Linked DNA regions of Homo sapiens: region 2 is linked to region 1. A link is an interaction called in ENCODE POLR2A ChIA-PET data of the cell type or tissue named here. Cell type or tissue: MCF 10A. All regions are shown on one strand. Each heading gives the region's core, and the rest is flanking DNA. Links, peaks and the distances in the headings are about the cores only. Region 1 has its middle 32 kb from the start of ZNF638. Region 2 overlaps ZNF638 (zinc finger protein 638).

Region 1 (11,074 bases), core at 1,626-9,625:
AGGTGTGAGCCACTGCACCCAACCATAATGTACAATTATTATGCATCAATTAAAAATAAAACTTTTAAAGAGAGCCAATTAGAATATTTAACTGAAAAAATGTATACATACGGAATGCCAGGAGGATGCCTCTATCCTTATGTGGAAAGTGTGGGAAGTGATCATCCTTATTCTGTGGTTACAAAGGTGCTGGTTAAACTCCTGTAACTTGAAACACTGACTTTGCTAAGAACAGCAGAATGAAGAGAGGAATGGACCTGGGTCCATAATGATATAACTGAGCCACTGTTGATATTTATCAGCTTGAACCCATTCTACCTCTGGACTTCCTTTTATAGAAGGCAATAAATTGATTTGTTTGGATTAGGGTTTTCTGTAACTTGCAGTCAAAAAATTTCCTAACTCATAAATTCACTACTTCTACATCTAATTCTTGCAAAAAAAACAAGGTTCAGTTCAATTGGTCCAGCTGAAAGCAAACAGGAAAGACCACAGAGCCTTGCAAAGAGGTATATTTCTTGCCCACAAACAGTAAACTCTAAACAGATGTGAATCAGACAATCCGTAGCTTTTCTTGGTTACAGAAGCCTAAATTTCTGCCCAGCTAAATCAAAGAAGACATCACAGGAGAGATGATCAGGATTTAGGAGCAAATAATGTATTAATGGTGATTCCTGTTTATGCCTTATTCAGTGAGACAGATGATCATGCCAAGGGAACACTGGCAGACTGCTAGGTTTGAGGGGAAATTCATTAGTTCTGCCTTGTTTAGACATGTAGAGTTTGAGGTACCTTTGACATAAGCAAGCAGGAATGCTAAGCAGACAGTTAGATACCTAGGCTGGGGCTCTGAGGTTTATGAGCTAGAGACGTAACTCTGGGAAGTCACTGGCATGTATCTAATAACTTAAGCTGTGAGCCATCGGTGAGATTACCTACGGAGGTAATACCAAGTGAGGAGAGAAGATGGCCAAGTGTTGAGAATAGGCAATATCTAATGACCATGAAAAAGAGGATGAGCTTGCAGAAACAAATGAGGGTAAACTACACAATTGTTTTAGATCCATATAATACAATATTATTTGACAATTAATTTTTTAGATAACTGAAAGAGTTTAAGGTACGTGTAGTATGTTCCCATTTTTAAATAGAAAAAACACACATATGTGTAATCATATATCCAAAAGTACATATCAGGTAGGGTGCAGTGGCTCACACCTGTAATCCCAGCACTTTGGGAGGCAGAGGTGGGGGGATTGCTTGGGCCCAGGAGTTTGATACCAGCCTGGGCAATACTGGAGACCCTGTCTCTGTAAAAAGTAAAAAAAAATTAGCCAGCCATGGTGGTGTGCACCTGTGGTCCCAGCCACTTAGGAGGCTGAGGTAGAAGGATCACTTGAGCCCAGGAGTTCAAGGCTGCTGTGAGCCATGATTGCACCACTGCATTCTAGCCTGGGTGACAGAGTGAGACACTGTCTCTAAAAAAAAATTAAAATTAAAAAAATTTTTAAAAAGTGTTTAAAGAATTAAAACTGTTTATCAAGAGGTAAGTTTTTTTTTTGTTTTTTTTTTTTTGTTTTTTTTTTTTTGAGATAGAGTCTCGCTCTGTCCCGCAGGCTGGAGTGCAGTGGTGCAATCTAGGCTCACTGCAAGTTCCGCCTCCTGGGTTCACACCATTCTCCTGCCTCAGCCTCCCAAGTAGCTGGGACTACAGGCGCCCGCCACCACGCCCGGCTAATTTTTTGTATTTTTAGTAGAGACAGGGTTTCACCGTGTTGGCCAGGATGGTCTTGATTTCCTGACCTCATGATCCACCCACCTCGGCCTCCCAAAGTGCTGGGATTACAGGCGTGAGCCACCACGCCTGGCCAAGTTTTTTTTTTTTTTTTAAAAAAAGCTTAAAGTTAAGGCACAAAGTATAAGTATATGTATGACATGAGTAATTAACAAATCTGAACTTACAAGGAACTGCTATCAATCAATAAGAAAGTATTAAACAACCCAATAGAAAAATAAGCAATATATTTGAGCAGCCATTTCACAGAAAAGGAAACACAAATGGCTAATAAAAAGTGGCCACCTCATTAATGCTCTACCTCATTAATAATCAAGAAAATGTAAAACCTCAATGACATTCATTCAATTCAGTCAACAATATTTATTAAAGTCTTCTATGGGGAAGGTGCTGCTCTAAATTCTAGAAACACAACAGTGAACAAGATATGAAAAACTCCCTATCCTTAAGGAACTTAAGTTCTAGTGTGGAAAAGCAGTGGCAGTAAGTGGTCCGGAAAGAAATAAAGCAGTGAAGAGATAAGGGAGTGGGAGAGAAGCATGCCAAATTTTAAAGGGGATGGACAGGGAAAGCCTCACAGAGAACTTCACAATTAAGTGAAGGCCTGAGAGAGGTAAAGGAGCAAACTACGGAGATATCAGGGAGAGAACATTCCAGGCAGAGGAACAAGTAAGTGCAAAGGTTGTGAGGAGCACTAAACAGGCCAGAGTGATTGAAGCAGAGACCATTTTGCACACACCAAGCAAAAACCAAAAGACCAAATATTGGTAAGGATATGGAGAAACATTAATTCTTATATACGGCTAGTAGGAAGGTACATGGATCATGATCACCCTGGAAAACCATTTGTCATTTTCAAGCATTACCCTCGCAGGCATGTAGCCTAGAAAAACTCTTGAACAGGTGTACCAAGAAGCCAGTACAAAATGCTCACAGCAGCACTGGTTTTTTAATAGCAAAATTATTAAATTCTGGATTTTAATACCATTTTTAATTGACAGATGAGTGACAAAAATAAATGATATATACATAACAGAATACAACAGAGTAGTAAAAATACATGTGCTCTAGGTAAGTATCTACATGGATGAACATCTGGAATATACTCCTGACTAAAAACAAAAAGCAAGTTACAGAAGAAGAAGAATAGGAATCATTTTACGTAAAGTCTTCAAACATGCAAATCTAAGCAATACCGTGTTTATGATTTTGCCCATTAGTGGTAAGATATTTTTTCATGTAAGAGAATAAGAAATCATCACACCTATAATTCCAGCACTTTGGGAGGCCAAGGCAGTTGGATCACTTGAGCCCAGGAGTTGGAAACCAGCGTGGACAACATGGTGAAACTACTTCTCCCCAAAAAAACACAAAAACTAGCCAGAGATGGTGGCACACGCCTCTAGTCCCAGCTACTCAGGAGGCTGAGGCAGGAGGGTCACTTGAGCCCAGGAGGTCAAGGAAGCTGCAGTGAGCCATGATCACACCATTGTACCCCAGTCTGGGTGACAGAACAAGACCCTGTCTCAAAAAAAAAAAAAAAAAAAAAAAAAAAGAGAGAGAGAGAGAAAAAATAAGAAATAAAAAAGTCAGATTGGGGGAAGTTCAAAGAGAGGCACAGGATGAGTAAGGGTATAGAGGGCTTCAAAAATTATATTAATGTTCTATTTCTTCAATTGAGTGGTTGAAGAAATGGCGTTAATTTTATTTTTATGATTTTATCTTACAAATATCTCAGATTTTCTTTTGGATATTTGAAGTATTTTATTTAAAAAGTTTTATTTTCTAAAGAGAGAATGTACAAGCCCAGTGCAGTGGCTCATGCCTGTAATCCCAGCACTATGGGAGGCCTAGGCAGGTAGATCACCTGAGCCTAGGAGTTCGGGACCAGCCAGGGCAACATGGTGAAACCCCATTTCTACAAAACACATGAAAATTAGCGAGGTGTGGTGGCATGCACCTGTAGTCCAGCTACCTGGGAGGCTGAGGCAGTAGGACTGCTTGAGCCCGGGATGCAGATATTGCAGTGAGCCATGATTGCGGTACTGCACTCCAGCCTGGACAACAGAGTGAGAATGTCTCAAAAAAACAAAAAAGAGTGAATAAAGTAAATGTACAGATTTTAATTTCATTAGCAGATCATTTTAATGTGATCCTAAAATAGTTAAATATGTAAGGCATAATATCCTTTTAAAAATCTTCTTGATTATTGAAAAGGTCTTTCTTCTGTGCCCATAGAAAATACAGGGCAAAAAAATCTATGTTTTTGGCCAGGTGTGGTGGCTCACACCTGGCATCCCAGCACTCTGGGAGGCGAGGGGGGCAGATCATTTGAACTCAGGAATTCAAAACCAGCCTGGGCAACATGGTGAAACCCCATCTGTACTAAAAAGAACACAAAAATTAGCTGGGCATGGTGGCATGCGCCTCTTGTCCCAGCTACTTGTGAGGCTGAGGCACGAGAATCGCTTGAACCCAGGAGAGGGGGGGTTGCAGTGAGCCGAGATCATGCCTGCACTCCAGCCTGGGCAACAGAGCGAGACCCTGTTTCAAAAAAAAAAAAAAAAAAAAAACCCCACTTTTTTTTTCTTGTCTCACTTTAACATAAATATCTTTCATATAAATAAACAAAATCCCTATCCTTTTCTCTTCAGTGACTAATGTAAGGGTAAGAAATAGGGAAACATGACGGACAGAGGAAAAGGAAAGCTATTAAGTGCCTCCTAAACCAAAAGCAACTAAATTTTATTTGGAAGTTGTGTGTGTGAGAGAGAGAAAATCCTCATGCAGCTCACTCATCTACTTAATAAATTTTAAAAAGTTAACTCCATAAACCAATAGAAAATCATTTAAATTTTAATTCCATATAATTTTAACATTTTTATGTGCCAGGCATTGCTCTAAGTGCTCTTACACTTATAGATTCATTTAATCCTGAGAATAATCAATGAACTAGGCACTATTGTCATCTCCATTTTAGAGAAAAAGGAACCAAGGCACAGAGCTAAGTGATTTGCTGTATGTCGCACAGTTAATAACTGGTAATCTGTATCTGAACTTCAGCAGCAGGCCTCCGGAATCCACGCCCTCAACCACTATATTAGATTGACTTCCTCATATGATGGAGTCTTTTGAAAGGGGACAGAGGTACAGAGGACAGAAAAGAGAGAAAAAGAGAGCAGAAAGCTACGGAAACAATGCTGATGTCTGCTAAAGCCTAAGAGACAAATATCTAACTCATTTACCAGTATTGTTCTTTAACATGAATGAAATCTTTTCGTTTAAACAATGGGCAAGTATTGCAAAAAACCTGCTAGAGAAAGTATTCTGATCATTCCATAAAACTTGAAATATAGACATTCTTAAGCTTTCTTTTCCTCATTTCCATCAGGGAATGTGTGATTGCTTCCAAATCTAGCTTAAAAAAAAAAGATACCTTAGAATTTTGTCACCACCTTGTGGTCTTTTGTAGTAGTGCTACTGAAAACTTCAGAAGAATCTGGGCTGGGGTGCAGTAAAAACACCAATGCCAATCTTAGGGCTATTTTACCTGCTTTCAATAATTTTAATCACCTTCAATGGACTCCTGTATTTATCTACATTATTTTTTAAGTGTGGTGACCAAAATGAGGCACAATCCAGTCTATTACTGAAATACCAGACCAAGGTTGGCCATGCCCAAAACCTTTCTAAGGACAGCAGCTATCCTACCAAGCCCCTGCTAAGCGGAAGTCTGTGTGACTTTTCAGTTATAACTTAAGTCAAGACACTTCCTTGTACTGAACTTATTTTGAGTTTCCTTAGTCTAGTCCAGTAGTACATTAAGTCAAATCAGTTGTTTTTTTTTTTTTCCAGACAGGGTCTCGCTCTGTTGCCCAGGCTGGGATGCAATGGCACAATCATGGCTCACTGTGGCCTGGACCTCCTGGGCTCAAGTGATCCTTCCACCTCAGCCTCCCAAGTAGCTGGGATCACAGGCAGGCACCACCATGCCTGGCTAATTTTTTTCTTATTTAGAGACAGGTGTCTCACTACATTGCCCAGGCTGGTCTCAAACTCCTGGGCTCAAGTGATCCTCCCACAAAGTGCTGGGATTACAGGCATGAGCTACCTCGCCTGGCCAAATGAGTATTCTCAAATTAGTAACTATCCTATTTCCTCACCTCAGAGCTGATTTTTCCCTCTTAAGGGTGTTTCCCTTCCCCTCCTTAGGGAGGGAGGAGGGACAGGCTGGCACAGGGATAGTAAGTGCAGGTTCCAGAACACTTCAGGGTAAAGGTGGGAACTGAGGAGTCCTTCAAGCACATCTACTTCCTGGCAGCTCCCTGGAGTTGGCAACTGAGAGCCCAACTTAAATTCCAGATAGAACTTACATGCAACCATGTTGCCCATTTTCCTGTCTTGCTTATGGTCAAAATAATCCATGAAAAACCCTTACATTACTTATTCAGGCGTAGCATATACAGTTTTGTGCAACCAATCCCAAATCCCATGCTGTGAATTCCTCTCAGTCTTCACTCAGTTTTCTCTGTGACCCTATATTATTTCTTCTATTTTTTTCCCCTCTAGTGTTCTTAGCCTAAGAACACTAAGGCGGTATGCTCCTAAATCCCATCCCATCCACTGATGTTTGAAGATCTGCAGAGCAGTTCTTTGGTTGACCCAATACCTCAGAAGCTACTGACATTTAATGGCTGAGGGCCAGACATACCAAAAATCATTCAGTGTGTAAGACCCTGTCTTAAGACAAGCTGTGCTGCACGATAGTTAGGAAAACCACTACCGTTCCAGTGCCTGGCCTCCTGCATTATGTATAACTCTTCCTTATAAATGGTCAGTAAAACCCTTAAAATTACACACTATTTCACAGACTAATAAGATAGACTACATACTTAGACAAAGTGGAGAAAAGGCCAATGCAGTCCCCTGCCCTGTTTAATAATATATAATTTCCTTTCTTTTACCTACATGAGTTAGTTAATTTTGAGTAACTGAAATGAATATATGATGAGATTCTACTGTATCTATTCCCTACACTTTAATACACATTGTTCTGTATCTTGTTTTTTGACTTAATAATTCTTTGAGATTGCTCTACATTCATGTAAAGAAATCTACCTCATTCTTTTTAATGACTGTAGCATATTTCATTTTAGGGAGATATCCTAGAATTTACTTAACCAGTCTTAGTGAAAGAATTTTAAGTGAAAGAATTTTAAGTCAAAGTGTAAAGTGATGATATATATTTTGAAAAGATTATGTGGCTATATGGTAGGAAATGGCTTAAAGGTTTTCAACAGTTTATGTGAGGACCCCAGTGACAGGACATTACCACAGTATTCTTGATAAGCAATGACTTATTTTTACTGTTGATCTCTAATAATTCCCCAGTAGGGTGAAATTTTTTTTAAAAAAAAATATAAAATAGAGGCTAAGTCTCGCTACGTTGTCCAGGCTAGTCTTGAACTCCTGGGCTCAAGCAATCCTCCTGCCTTGGCCTCCCAAAGTTCTGGGATTACAGGTGTGAGCCACCATGCCTGGCCAGGGGTAAAATCTTAATGGAAGGAAGAAAGGATGGGAGGGAGGCAGTGAGGAAAGAATTTTGATGTAGTCCAATTTAGCTTTTCTTTCTCTTTATAGTTAGTATTATTTGCATCCTATTAAAAGTCTTCTTATACCAAGGTTATGAAGATATTCTCATATATTATCTTCTAGGAACTTCATTGTTTTGCTGCTCACATTTAAAACCACAACCCACCTGGAACTTTTTTGTTTTGTTTTTTGTTTTGAGACGGAGTTTTGCTCCCGTTGCCCAGGCTGGAGAGTGCAATGGCGCAATCTCGGCTCACCGCAACCTCCGCCTCCCGGGTTCAAGCTGTTATCCTGCCTCAGCCTCCTGAGTAGCTCAGATTATAGGTATGCACCACCACGCCCAGCTAATTTTGTATTTTTTGTAGAGACTGAGTTTCTCCATGTTGGTCAGGCTGGTCTCAAACTCCCAACTTCAGGTGATCTGCCCGCCTCAGCCTCCCAAAGTTCTGGGATTACAGGCATGAGCCACGGTGCCCGGCCTTTTTTTTTTTTTTTTTTAATAGTGTGACGTTGGGTCAAGCTTTGGTTTGATTTTTACTTTGTATGTTTTTTCCTTCCTTTTAAAAATAATAATATCTGATTGTCTCCATGCCACATACTGAAAAAAATTTAATTATTTCCCTTCTTCTCTTTAGGGTCAATTTGCTCATACATGAAGTGTCCAGATATATGTGATTCTGCTTCAGCACTCTCTATTCTAGTCTTTTGATCAATTTTTCTATTCTTCCATTAATATTACACTTTCTTAATAATTACAGTGTCATGTTGTCTCTCTCTTTTTTTTTTTAGTAAAAAAAAAAAAAAAGGCTGGAAGCAATCCTCCCACCTTGGCCTACTAAAATGCTGGGATTACAGGTGTGGGCCACCATGACCGGCCATATTAAGTCTTGATATCCAATATGGCTAGCCTTCCCACTGTTCAAGATTGTCTGGGCTATTCTAGGTCTTTTGCATTTCCAGATACATTTTAGAATCAACTTGTCAAGTTCTCAAAAAAAAAGAAAAAAAACTTACTGGATTTTGAGTTGGGACTGCATTGACTCGGTGAATCAATTTGTTAAGAAGTGAAATCTTTACAATATTGAGACTTCTAATCAACAAAATATGGTATATCCTTCTAATTACTCAGAACTTCTTTACCTTCTCCCAATAACATTGTATGGTTTTCTGCATTAATATTATGACTATATTATGTTACATTATTTAATGTTTACGATGCTTTTGAAAACAGTATCCCTTTTCAAAATTTATTTTGCTTATTCCTACAATATAGGAAAATAATTGATTTTTGTACACTGGCCTTAAATCTGGCAATAATTTAGTAATTTTTTGCATCTACATTCATGAGGAATATTGGTCTGTACTTTTTTTTGTATTCTTTATCTAGTTTTAGAATAAAAGGCCAGGTGCAGTGGCTCATGCCTGTAATCCCAGCACTTTGGGAGGCCGAGGCAGGTGGATCACCTGAGGTCAGGAATTGGAGACCAACCTGGCCAACATGGTGAAACCCCCCGTCTCTACTAAAAATATAAAAATTAGCCAGGCATGGTGGTGCACGCCTGTAGTCCCAGCTACTTGGGAAGCTGAGGCAGGAGAATCACTTGAACCCAGAAGGCAGAGGTTGCAGGGAACTGAGATCATGTCATTGCACTCCAGCCTGGGCAACAGGGTGAGACTCCATCTCAAAAAAGAAAAAAAAAAAAGTAATTCCTAGCTTCATACAATGAATTAGAAGGACAAAACCACATTATCTCAATTGATGCAATAAAAGTATTTAAAATTCATCATCCTTTCATGATAAAAATACTCAACAAACTAGGAATAGAAGGAAACTGCCTCAAAACAATAAAAGCCAGATACAAAAAACCCACAGCTAACATCATATTCAATTATGAAAAACAGAAAGCTTTTCCACTAAGATCAGGAATAAAACAACGATACTCACTTCAGACACTTTTTTTTTTTTTTGAGTTGTAGTCTCACTCTATTGCTTACGCTGGAGTCCAGTAGCACGATCTTGGCTCACTGCAACCTCTCCCTCCCAGGTTCAAGTGATTCTTATGCCTCAGTCTCCAGAGTAGCTGGGATTACTGGTGTGCACCATCATGCCTGGCTAATTTTTGTATTTTTAGTAGAGACAGGGTTTTGCCATGTTGGCCAGGCTGGTCTAGAACTCCTGAGCTTATGTAATCTGCCTGCCTCGTCCTCCCAAAGTGCTAGGATTACACATGTGAGCCACCAAGCCCGGCCTCACTTTTGCCACTTCTATTTAACGTAGCGTTAGAAGTTCTGGCCAGAGTAATCAGGCAAAAAAAAAAGAAATAAAAGACATCCAAATTGGAAAGAAAGAAGTAAAATTATCTCTATTCACAGATGACATGGTCTTATATGTAGAAAACCCTAAAGATTATACACACACGCACACACACACACACACAACCCCACGAGAACTAAAAAACAAATCCAGTAAAGTTGCAGGGTGAAAAACACAAAAATAAGTTGGTTTCTATACAATAGCAATGAACAATCTGAGAAGGAAATTCAAAACAATTCCATTTGTAATAGCATCAAAAAGAATAAAATACTTAGTGCGAATAAACTTAAGGAAGTAAAAGACTTGTATAATGAAAATTACAAATTGCTGAAAGAAATAAAGGAAGACACAAATAAAAGGAAACATATCCCATGTTCATGAATTGGAAGAGTTAATATTATTACAATGGCAATACTACCCAAAGCAATCTACAGATTCAATGCAATCCCTTTCAAAAATCCCAATAATGTTTTTACATAAATAGAAAAATCCATCCTAAAATTCATATGGAATCCCAAAGGACCCTGAATAGCCAAAATAATCTTGGAAAAAGAAGAACAAAGTTGTAAGATTCACACATCCTCATTTCAAAACTTACTGGCCGGGCGCGGTGGCTCACGCCTGTAATCCCAGCACTTTGGGAGGCTGAGGCGGGCGGATCACGAGGTCAGGAGATAGAGACCATCCTGGCTAACACGGTGAAACCCCGTCTCTACTAAAAATACAAAAAATTAGCCGGGCGTGGTGGCGGGCACCTGTAGTCCCAGCTACTCGGGAGGCTGAGGCAGGAGAATGGCCTGAACCCAGGAGGCGGAGCTTGCAGTGAGCCAAGATCACGCCACTGCACTCCACCCTGGGTGACAGAGGGAGACTCTGTCTCAAAAAAAAAACAAAAAACAAAAAACTACAAAGCTACAGTAATCAAAAACAGTGTGATACTGGCATAAAGATAGACATGCAGATCAGTGGAATAGAACAGAGAGCTCAGAGATAAACCTTCACATATATGATCAAATGATTTTCAACAAAGGTGCAAAAATCATTCACCAGGGAAAGGACAGTCTTTTCAACAAACGGTGTTGGGAAAAGTGTATATCCACATGCAAAAGAATGAAATTGGACCCTTACCTTATATCATATACAAAAACTAATTCAAAATGGGTCAAAGACCTAAACACAAAAGTGAAAACTATAAAACTCTTGGAAGAAAATATAGGGCAAAAGCTTCATGATATTGGATTTGGCACTGACTTCTTGGATATGACCCCAAAAGCACAGGCAACAAAAGAAAAAATACATAAGTGAGACTTTGTCAAAATTGAAAAATTTTTGTGCATCAAAAGATAGTATTCAAAAGACAGTATAGGTGAGTG
Region 2 (11,074 bases), core at 1,109-9,108, 86 kb before region 1:
AATACACTCCTACGGCTCCCGTGCTTCCAAAACTTCCCTTCCTCTTTCCCTGGGCATTGGGGACCCAGTACGGTAAGAATAGTAACTGAGCTATTTTAGATTTAGGGGGAAGAATATGCAGACCTTTACACTCCATCATAACTAATACCTCAATCTTGATAATCACTATCAATTACCCTGGTGAGCACATTAATTCCTTTGCTGGATAGGCTTGATCATCCTAGGACCAATCCCACTGTTCTGGAGGCAGTGGGCCCCAGATCCCTGTTGCAATCCTTTTAGGGTCTTCTCCTTTTAGCACTAATTCGTTGGGGCAGAGTAAGCCCAATCCTGCGCTCCCAGAGGTGGCTGTTCTGAGAGAGTGGACTGTGGGCTTTCCAATTGACCGAGGAAAGCCGCTGGCATTGCCCAAGTTTGGAGCAGGGCCTGGGGCTGGCCCCTCATGAAGTTTCCCACCTGATTACTTAGGTGGTTGGCATCTTTATCAAATTTGGACTTGCACTGATTTGCCCAACGTTTCCCCTTTCTACGTCGGGGGCATATAGAAGGGGGTTCTTTTGCTGAGTTACCTTGGTCTCTACTAGTGGGGCACTGCCTCTTCTTATGACCTGGCTCTCCACACAGAAAACAATTTGGGGTTTTCTCCCTTTTCACTTCAGGAGACTTTATTGCCATGGCCAATATTTTGGCTTTGTGTGTTTCAGTCCCCACCAGTTGACGTGCTCGTGTAAGTTCCCTGGCCGTAACTGCCTTTCCTCTGACTGCCTGCATTGCTTGTTGGCAGTCGACGTTAGCATTTTCATAAGCCAACTGCAACAATAAGATTATCAGCGGCCTGGGGATGACTAATTTGTCTCTTAATTGCCTGGGTTAACCGATTGATAAATTCAAAAAATGGCTCCTGAGGCCCTTGTCGAACATTTATAAAGATCCTTGTTGAACTTCCGCTTTCGGAATTCGGGAATTCAGTCCCAAGCCCTCATAGCACACAAAGACACTTGTGCATAGGCTTAGGGAACAAAACTTAATTGTTGTTGGACACTGGCATAGGAACCCCTCCCCTGAAGCATAGCAGCTGTTATGTTTTGCCCGGCCAATTGATTCTGGTTGGCTTGTTGTTCATACAACTCATCATACTCTGTCTTCCAGAGGAGGTACTGACTGGGCTCTAAAGTTGTTTTAGCTAGCACTGACCAGTCCCATGGGGCCAAACAGAAGTTGTCTGCTATGGCTTCAATTAATCCTTTCATAAATGGACTAGCAGCTCCGTTTGCTCTGATGCTTTTTCTTATCTTTATAAGCGTCAAAAGAAATGGGTTCATATACCTGAGTACCTTGCTGATCTTGCATTACCGGGCAGGTTAAGAGCTCCCCTTCTAATGCCACTTGCCTAAGACAGGGTCCCACAGCTGTAGTGTATCCCTTGTCTTTTTTCCAATTTATTGGGGGAGGGGGCTCAGGGAAAACCTCTGTTTCCTCTTTGGTATCTTTACCCAGTAATGGCAGGGCTGAGGGAAGAGGAGGCGGCGGTAAGGTAGGTGATGGTTCCTTCTCCCTTCCCTTCTTGGGATCTTCTGTGTACAGCAGGGCCAAAGCAGCCCTAACTAAGGCCCATAAGGTTAAAGATGTTACTGGGACCCGTTGCCCTTGTTTATGGTATTGTTTAAGATTTCTCCCCACTTATTCCCAGAGCTCTAGGTCCAGCATGCCTTCTGCTGGGAACCATGGATTATGGGAAACAACAGTTTGCCTTAGGACCCTTAACTGAGCCTGTGAAACCGAGGCTCTGCTAGCTTTAAGCAGTTGTTTCAATACTTTTATATACTGTTTCTGTTGTGCGGACAGCTGTTGTCTCATGATGAAACTCTAGTCTGAGAATTCCCCTGAACTTGGATATCCCGAGTGGGCACCAATGACTTACTGACTGCACAGTCTCTTCGCCTTCATTTTCGGGGGTTCCGTCGTGATCCCTTGCAGTGTTCCTCACGAGGGGCACCAGCTGCTGAGTCTGATCCACCGACTCTGGCCGAGCGACGGATGAAAAAAGTACGCAGACACAGGTATTTTGCGTGAGCGCAGCTAGGAAACTGCTCGGCCTTAGAGACGCCGAAGAGAGAACGCAGCCCCAATAAGCTGGAGCTGCTTGTATTTATTTAGTACAGATTTAATGACAAAGGCCTGGAGCCAACACAATCTGTGGGTAGTTGTTGCCCCCGCCTGTAGGGAGCAGTCCTGCACGCGGATGATCAAAGGTCAGATGATCAAAGGTCGGATGATCAAAGGTCAGATGATCAAAGGTCAGATGATCAAAGGTCGGATGATCAAAGGTCGGATGATCAAAGGTCGGCAAAAGTAAATAAACTTATCTAGATAAATTCCTTTACACTCCTTTGTTACCTACTACTTGCCCTTAGCCTCAGGGTAAGAGAATTTAGCTGCCTTCAGCCTTTATTCTCTCCCGAAGCTTTGCAAAACCTCCCAGGACTTCCAAGAAGGTTTGCGTCTCTCCTTATAACTTTTCCCACCACCCTGACCAATCTCCTACAAAAACCTAACATGGTTAACTGAAATGATCAACCTTCCCAATGTGAAATGGAAACTGGTAGGATTTTTTTTTCTTTAATTATAAGTGTAGTTGTATCCGTCTTCATATGTTTAAAAGTCATCTCTACTTCTTTCTCTATAATCTGCCTAATCATACTATTTTCCAATTTATCTTTTGGGTTGAGGCTTCTTATTTTTTATTAGAGTTCCTTAAGAAAATTAACACATAGGTTAACAATTTTCTAAAGTCACTCAAAATACTTATGCATTAATACATTTTATGTAGTCAAATGTCTTCCTGATTGGGAAGGACTTCTCAACCTAAATTTTACAAAAAATATTCTCCACACTTAAAGAATACTGTTATCATCTTATGTATCATAGTAAATCTTTGATCCAACTGCAGTTTGATATAAGCACTTTTACTTTTTTTTTTTTGAGAGAGTCTTGCTCTGTTGCCCAGGCTGAGTGGCATGATCTCAGCTCATTACAACCTCCACCTCCCAGGTTCAGGCAATTCTCCTGCCTCAGCCTCCTGAGTACCTGGGTCTACAGGAGAGCACCACCACACCCAGCTAATTTTTGTATTTTTAGTAGAGATGGGATTTCACCATGTTGGCCAGGCTGGTCTCAAACTCCTGGCCTCAAGTGATCCAGCCACCTTGGCCTCCGAAAGTGCTGGGATTACAGGCGTCAGCCACCGCACCAAGCAAAGTGCTTTTACTTTTATCAAAAGTAAAAAAAAAGTAGCTAATTTAATGAATAATTGATCTTTTTCCAACTAAAACGAAATATTATCATACAAATTTACTGATGTTTTGTATGTTTTGGGAAATATCTCTGGACTCTCTTCTGTCCTACTTTTTGTCTATGTAACTATATGAAACTACTCTAAATCTTCGAACTTTGTAATATATTTTAATATTTATTGTGGATAGTCTGTTTTCATTGTTTTCTTTAAAGAACTGTCCTGCCTATTCTTCTATGTTAATTTCTTATAATATATAAACTTAGAATCAGCTTATGTAATTTAAAATGTTTTATTGCTATTATTCTTTATACTTAGTGTATAAAGAAAAAAAAGGTTTAGCTGGATGAGGTGTCTCTGGCCTGTAATACCAGCTACTCAGGAGGATGAGGTGGAAGAAGCACTTGAACCTGGGAGGTGGAGACTGCAATGAACTGAGATTCCACAACTGAACTCCAGCCTGGGCAACAGAAAAAAAAGAAGAAAAGAAAAAAAGAAAAAAAAGGCATCTTATAACAGTGAAGCTTTCTATCCAAGAATGCCATTTTTTCATTTAAGGCTCATTTTATGCCTTTTAATATTTTAGTTTTCTTTTTATAACTTCTACCATTTTTATTATTATAAATGGACTATTTAATATTAGATTACATAAGGAGCTCTTCTTTAAAAAGCAATTAAACATGACATATTAGAGAATTAAGATGGGTAATTATAATTAAATAGCACTGTATAATTGATTCTCTTAGGTTTTCCTTCGTACTATCATATTTGCAAATAACGGTGTATCCTACTTTCCAATTTCCATGCCTCTTGAATTACATTGTACTGGTTAATGGTTATTAGTTTTAAAAAATATTTATTTTAACTGAAAGAGGTGTTGATGCATATTCTCAGTTTAGTTCCCAACCTTAATGGGAATGCATCTAATGCATTATTAAACATATGCTGGCTTTTAACATATGTGTACTTGTATATGTATGTGTGTGCATAAATAAAAGTATATATACACACATACATATCATAAATTTAAGAAACTTTTTTTTTTTTTTTTTTTTTTTTGAGACAAGGTCTCACTCTGTTGCATAGGCTGGGGTACAGTAGCACGATCACAGTTCACTGAAGCGTCGACCTCCTGGGCTCAAGCAATCCTCCCAGATCAGCCTTGCAAGTAGCTGGCACATGCCAACATGCCCAGATAACTTCTTAATTTCTGATACAGACTGGGTCTCACTATGATGCCCATGCTAAGATTTCTTTTTTAAATGCTAGAAATGGATGTTGAAGTTAATATCCCTTTCAGTATTTATGGAAAGGATCATATGTTCTTTTTTTAATATGGTAGTATTGAATTAACAGATTTCCTCATTTTGAACCATCTTTATACTTCCAATACGACCCTCTCTTGTGCATAGTCCATTATTCAAAGTGCTCGCAGACACTATATGTTAAAATTTTACACTAAAATTTAACATTAATATTCCTACATATAATTCTATAGTTTTATGAAAGCTGTCAGCAATTAAAAAATATTTAACTTTCACTTTTGAGATAATTGTAAATTCACATGGAGTTGTATGAAAAAAGGAGAGACCCCATATACCCTTCACCCAGTTTCCCTCCAATGGTTAACACTTTGCATAACTGTAGTACAGTATCACAGACAGAAAACTGACACAATTGATACAATCTACCAACACCCAGATTTCACTCATTTTACATGTAATGTGTACTTAGCTCTGAAATTTTATCATAGGTGTAGATCAGTGTGACTACCACCAGCCAAGATACAGAATGGTTCCTTCATAATGATCTCTTCTAAAACCCATTTATAGCAATAGCCACCTCCCTCCCACCAACCCTGACTATCACTAATCTGTTCTCTCTCTGTAATTTCATTTCAATGTGATATACATGAAATTTTATAATATAAAACTTTTTAAAATAGCCATTCATCCACTGAAGAACATTTGGGTTGTTTCCAGTTTGGGGCAATTATAAACAAAGTACCCATAAATACTCGTGTATAGGCCCTTGTATGAGCTAAGTTTTCATTTCTCTGGGATGAGTGCCCAAGAGTGTAAGTGATGTCATATGGTAAGCATGTGTTTAGTTTTGTTAAGTTAAACTGTCATACTCTTTTCTAGAATGGCTGTACTATTTCACAATTGCTCTTGCACACAATGTATGAGTTTCTCTACATACTCATCAGCATTTGGTGCTATCAGTATTTTTTATTTTAGCCATTCTGATAGGTGTGTAGTGTCTTTGTCAGTATTTGATGTATTAGCCTGTTCCCCCACCTTTTCTCATTTCCCCTTTTACAGGAAGCTTTCCCTTCTCCTGAATGCCATGGTATAGCTGAAATCGATATTGCTTTCTGAAAGATTTGGTGGAACTCACATGTGGGAGTTCCCACAGGTGAGCAAAGGGCTTTTATTGGGAAAATAACTGACTTAAGCAAATAAACAAGAGGTGATCTCTGAATGGTGTAAATCACTTTCTTTAAACATTTTCTGAAATATTTTAAAATTTTCACAATAAACATTCATTACTTTTATACTTAGATTTAAAAGAATGTCATTTTCAGCTGGGAACTGAAAAGGTAAAAAGAAAAGGGGACATATTATTTCTAAAAAAGAGAAAAGCCATAACAAGAGAAAAAAATCATTCGATCAAGGAAGTTTCATCAGAGATGAGCCTTACAGGATAAATCAGAATCTGTCCTCCAACTCTCCCCAAAAGAAGTCTTAACTGACTTTTTATCTTCAGTACCTTGCCTGCGACCTATTAAGTGCTTACTGAAGTTAAATGAAGTCAGCCATCAATTCCATGCAAATAGACAGCATAAATAAAGAACCAAGGAATGAAGTAACATGGAAAATAAACTATTCTGAGTGACTACAAAATAATACACAGTTGACTGTTAATAGGTTCAAAAGATAATCTGGGGTCAAAGGGCAAAGAATAATTTATGGAAAGCCAAAGAATTTGGACTTTATTCCACTGGTTGCTAGAAGTAGAATGATCAGATCTGCTTTAAAGAGACCTCTGGGCAACAACGTGTATAATAAAGCAGAGTATGGAATAAAAAATACCAGTCAGGAGGCTATCTTCCAAAGTTCAAATGTGAGACGACAGGTCTGAATTAAAAGGAGTTACAGGCATGATGGAGCTACATATAAAGAATTTGAGAGCTGAAGTAGAGTCAGTGGAAAACTAATATGGATCCGCCACTGATTGGCTGAAAAGGGGAAGGATGTTATCTAAATCTGAATTATGTTGAACAGAAGAAAAGAGAAGACAGGGTTAAGAACTACTCTACCGGATGATTAGTGGTAACTGTTAAATAATATAAGAAAATGAGAAGAGTATACTCAAGGGGATAGAAGAGTTTATGTACGTAAGGGAGATGTCCTTAAAGACTGACAGGAAAGAAATCACCCAGGAAGAGGGCCAGGCATGGTGGCTCACACCTGTAATCCCAGCACTTTGGGAGGCCGAGGTGGGTGCATCACTTAAGTTTAGGAGTTTGAGACCAGCCTGGCCAACAAGGTGAAACCCCATCTCTACTAAAAAAAAAAAAAAAAAAAGAAAAAGAAAAAAAAAAAGAAAAATTAGCCAGGCATAGTGTCGCATACCCGTAATCCCAGCTACTCGGGAGGCTGAGGCAGAATCACTTGAACCTGGGAGGCACGGGTTGCAGTGAGCCAAGATCATGCCACTGTACTCCAAACTAGGCAACAGAGTGAAACTCCATCTCAATAAAAGAAGAAAAAAAAAAAAAAAAAAAAACCACCCAGGAAGAAAAGCATGACATGAGAAGAGGAAAAGATTATTAGGAAAACTAGAAAGGCTGGAGAAAAGTAGTGATCCAAGAAAATCAAGAAGTTTTCATTCTTGAGGGAGGTAATTTAGTATATGCAACGCTTTGGAATCATAAAGTTTTGCGTTCAAATTCTAACTCCTCCATGTGGCCCTGACTCATTTAACCTTTCTGAATCTATCTCTTCTAGAAAATGAGAACAATATATTTTTTTGAGGTGGAGTCTCGCTCTTGTCACCCAGGCTGGAGTGCAGTGGCACGATCTTGGCTCACTGCAACCTCTGCCTCCCAGGTTCAAGAGACTCTCGTGCCTCGGCCTCCTGAGTAGCTGGGACTACTACCACCACACACAGCTAATCTTTGTATTTTAGTAGAGACGGGGTTTCACCATGTTGGCCAGGCTGGTCTTGAACTCCTGACCTCAGGTGATGCACCCGCCTCAAACTCCCAAAGTGCTGGGATTGTAGGCATAAGCCATCGCACCCAGCCAAACATTAACTACAACTCAAAGAACGGTTTGAAAGATTAAACAAAATAACATAAATATACTATGTGCCCATGTGTCCAGCATAAATATCATACCCACAAATGTGAGGCTTCTTTTCTTTGTTTTCTCTCTTCTGGTACAGATTATGTTAGTAGGTCTGTCTACTTAATAAGTCATTTTTACCTTATTTTGTACACTAAATTCTAACTTTAAAACAAACTAATCCTGCATCACCTTTACCCTGGTTCTGCTTTAGCTTTGTGTCACAGAACTTCTCATTTTCTAAAACTCATATTATTTAATGTTTATTTTATATTTAATATTTGTCACCTCAAGTTAAAAATGTAAACTGTCTGGGGACAGCCATGCCTATTTGGTCCACTGATACATCCTAAGCCTCTACAAAGTGCCCCCTATCATGGGCATATAATAGCTACTCAGTAATTACTATTTTTCTTTTTAATTAGTACTGGGTAAGAGCTCGAATGTTTCCATTCATGATCAAATTACACTCTTGCTTCCTCCCTGTGCTTATAATCAAATTTATCCTTAAAACTGCTCTAATTAACTCTTCCTGTCACTCTTCAATCTGAGCGGATCTCAAAAAATTATCAAGTACCCTTCCTTTCTCACCTGTCACTTTCTCAGTCCTGTTTATAGGCTCCTTTTTCTTTCTACATTTATATTGCAAGGAAGTATTTTAGCTTTCCAAAATTTAGACCTTAAACTTAAAAAAATTCCCAAGTATCTCACTTTCAATGCCATATGATTGGCTGACTAAAGAATATCTCTAGCAGATACTCGTGACAGCTGAAACTTGGTAATGTTGAAATCTAAGGACCTAACCCCAAATTCAAAGGCACCACTGTGAGTTTTCCAATTGTAATCAATAATATCATCGCACTCTTAGTAAAACCTATCAGGACTGAAACTTGGAAATTTTATAATTATTTAAAAAATTTTTTAAACTCACTTACTGAAAAATTCCATATAATAAAATGCAAATTTTACCTCCTCACATCACTTAAATTAACCTTTTTCACATCAGGTCCTCATCATCCCAAAGTGAAGCCCAGCTGTTTTTTCTCAGTGGGATTTTTACATCTCTCCAATTTATCCAATCTATATAAGAATCCTAAACAATTAGTGAGTGGCTCCATATTCTCTACTGCAATTTCCCAGAGTCTGTACCAATTTTTACTAGCTCTTATCCAGAAAAAATGGAGTGTACTTTTGCCAAGCTTAGGAAACAGTGGACTAAACAAAGCTAAATAGGTTTCTTTCCTGAAGGATTTCATAAAATGTGTTCTGTGAATTATTTTTTCAAAAGAGAAAAAATAGCTATAACACACACCCCAAACCTTTTTACCCAAAACTTCTTTCAGAAATTACTCTTTAACATGACACATTCTGAAAATGCTACTAATGGGGTCAAATTTGAAAACTTCTCAGCATGACCCTTCAAGGCCTTCAATAGAATAATTGAACTTTGTTACCTTTGTTGTTGTGTGCCCCCCAGATGAAGTAATCTTCTGCCTCCACATTTTATCTCTTCACATAATGTTACCTAATTTAAAATCTTAATCAAAATGTACTGCCTTCCAGAAGCCATTCATAGTATCTCTGCTAACCTTCAATACTTCAATACTCTATACAACTAAACATTACGGGGAAATGAGATATTCCACAATCCAATTTTCACCTCACTAGTAAAACTTAGTGCCTAAATTCTTACCTCATTCCAGTTAGAAAAACCAACACACTATATTTTTACCTTCCCCAAACAGAACATACAAAACGCAATGTAAGTTCCTAAATTTGTCTCTGCCTTATTTTAGCTTTTCTTTCCTGTCTTTCACTATCGAGCTGTTTATTCTCACTAGTACTAGTCTCAAAACTTTCCACCTTTCTAGTCCTAAATGGACTAAGAAAAAGGAGAACCCGGATTATAAAACTGTATGCAAAATTTATTTAACTGGATTCATAATGATGGCTTCAAGTATTTTCCTGAGTATAAAGAAATAGCTTTTAGTACATGAGTATGATAGCATCCATTTCTGGATAGTCTTTTTTGCTTGCTTTTTGGCTCTCAATTAACCTCCAAAATCAAAGAGGACCAGATAAGCATTCTTAACATACCTTTCTTATGTTTTGTGTCTTGTGGGTTTATCGGGAAGGGATGGAGGGAGATATTGCATAACTAACCTAAACATGTAAAAAACAGCTATTAACTGTGGAACTACGATAGCTATTTCACATACATTATCTCACAGATTTGTTGTATTTACTCCAGAAGTGATTCTGTAATTACACAGCATTAAATATTAACCGCCTGCTTAATACAGGGGCCAATTAAAGAATGTAATTTGGGTCTCCTTCATTAAAGCACAATAGTGTCTTCATAGCATCATCATCTAAGTTTCTACTAAACTGACAAGATACACTCATTTGAAAGAATATTAAAAGTAACAACTTACCAGCAGAAGTTGAAGTAACAATTTCAACAGCTTTTGAAGCATCTGCATCTCTTCTATTTAAAAGGAGAAAAAATTTAGCAGCAACTTAGGAATTCTAAGTTCTACAAAATCCTAAAAATGTAATATTTAAACCTAAAAACGTTTAAAATAATTCAACTGGAGTGATATCCCTCTTAAACTATAGTTATAGTGATAAAATATATTTAAAATGCGGTTTTAAAAATTAAAATTTCTTAAGTCATATGCACATTTCATTCTCACATATGAAATCATAAAGTCACTTACTTTAAGGTAGATGCAGATACTTTCTTTGACTCTAAAGTCTTTTTCTTCACCTCTTTGTTCTACGTAGGAAAAATATTTTGAACAAAAGAAATTTAGTATAAAGCAATTTAGAAAATATAGAACAAAAATCTAAAATCTTCCTATTCTAAAGGACACATGATTATTACCTTTTCCTATTTATAAAGACATTTTTTTCAATTTGTGATTACACAGCCTAATTTTACATCTCATCTTTCACAACTCATCTGCATTTTCTTATCATTAACTACAGCAGTTTCTCCTTATCCAAGACCCCTGGTGGATGCCTTGAAACCGTGCTCGTGCTGAACCCTATATATACTATGTTTTTTTTCCTGTATATACATGAAAGTTTAATTTATAAATTAGACATAGTAAAAGATCAACAATAATAAAATAGAAAAACGCTCCCTTCAGCAGCACATATACTAAAATTGGAATGATACGGTAATTAGCATGGCCCCTGCGCAAGGATGACACGCATATTCGTTAGGCATTCCATATTTTAAATTAAAAAAATAAGTTGTAAGAATATAGTGTAATAAAACTTACGTGAATACGGTCTGTCAAAATATCTTACTGTACTGTAGATCTTAGCGACTTCAGCATACAATTTTTTTCTCTCCTTATTAAGTCCAGAACTTTCAACTTTTCACTTAAAGGAAACATTTTTCCCCTTCTCTTTGGCATAT

What was found. ChIA-PET counts read pairs that join two places held together with the same protein. Peaks named below come from ENCODE experiments on the same cell type or tissue, not always from the same donor. Only the 100,000 strongest peaks of a DNase experiment are listed, where the experiment ranks them.
Region 2: POLR2A ChIA-PET joins it to region 1 with 7 read pairs; 5 of 35 experiments call an interaction of 5 or more read pairs at or near these places.

What each region holds. Positions count from the first base shown.
Region 1 is chr2:71,293,793-71,304,866 of GRCh38, reverse strand. No RefSeq gene overlaps it. Among named protein-coding and RNA genes, the nearest start is that of ZNF638, 32 kb to the left of the region's middle. In MCF 10A, for the core only: a CTCF peak has its summit at 5,257 (motif pointing left); no DNase peak of the experiment used is centred there.
Region 2 is chr2:71,379,571-71,390,644 of GRCh38, reverse strand. ZNF638 (zinc finger protein 638) reads right to left here. Exons shown (of 28, transcript NM_014497.5): 9 at 10,365-10,423; 10 at 10,080-10,132. It also overlaps the pseudogene RNU6-105P. Among named protein-coding and RNA genes, the nearest start is that of ZNF638, 53 kb to the right of the region's middle. In MCF 10A, for the core only: no CTCF peak of the experiment used is centred there; a DNase peak (open chromatin) is centred at 5,394.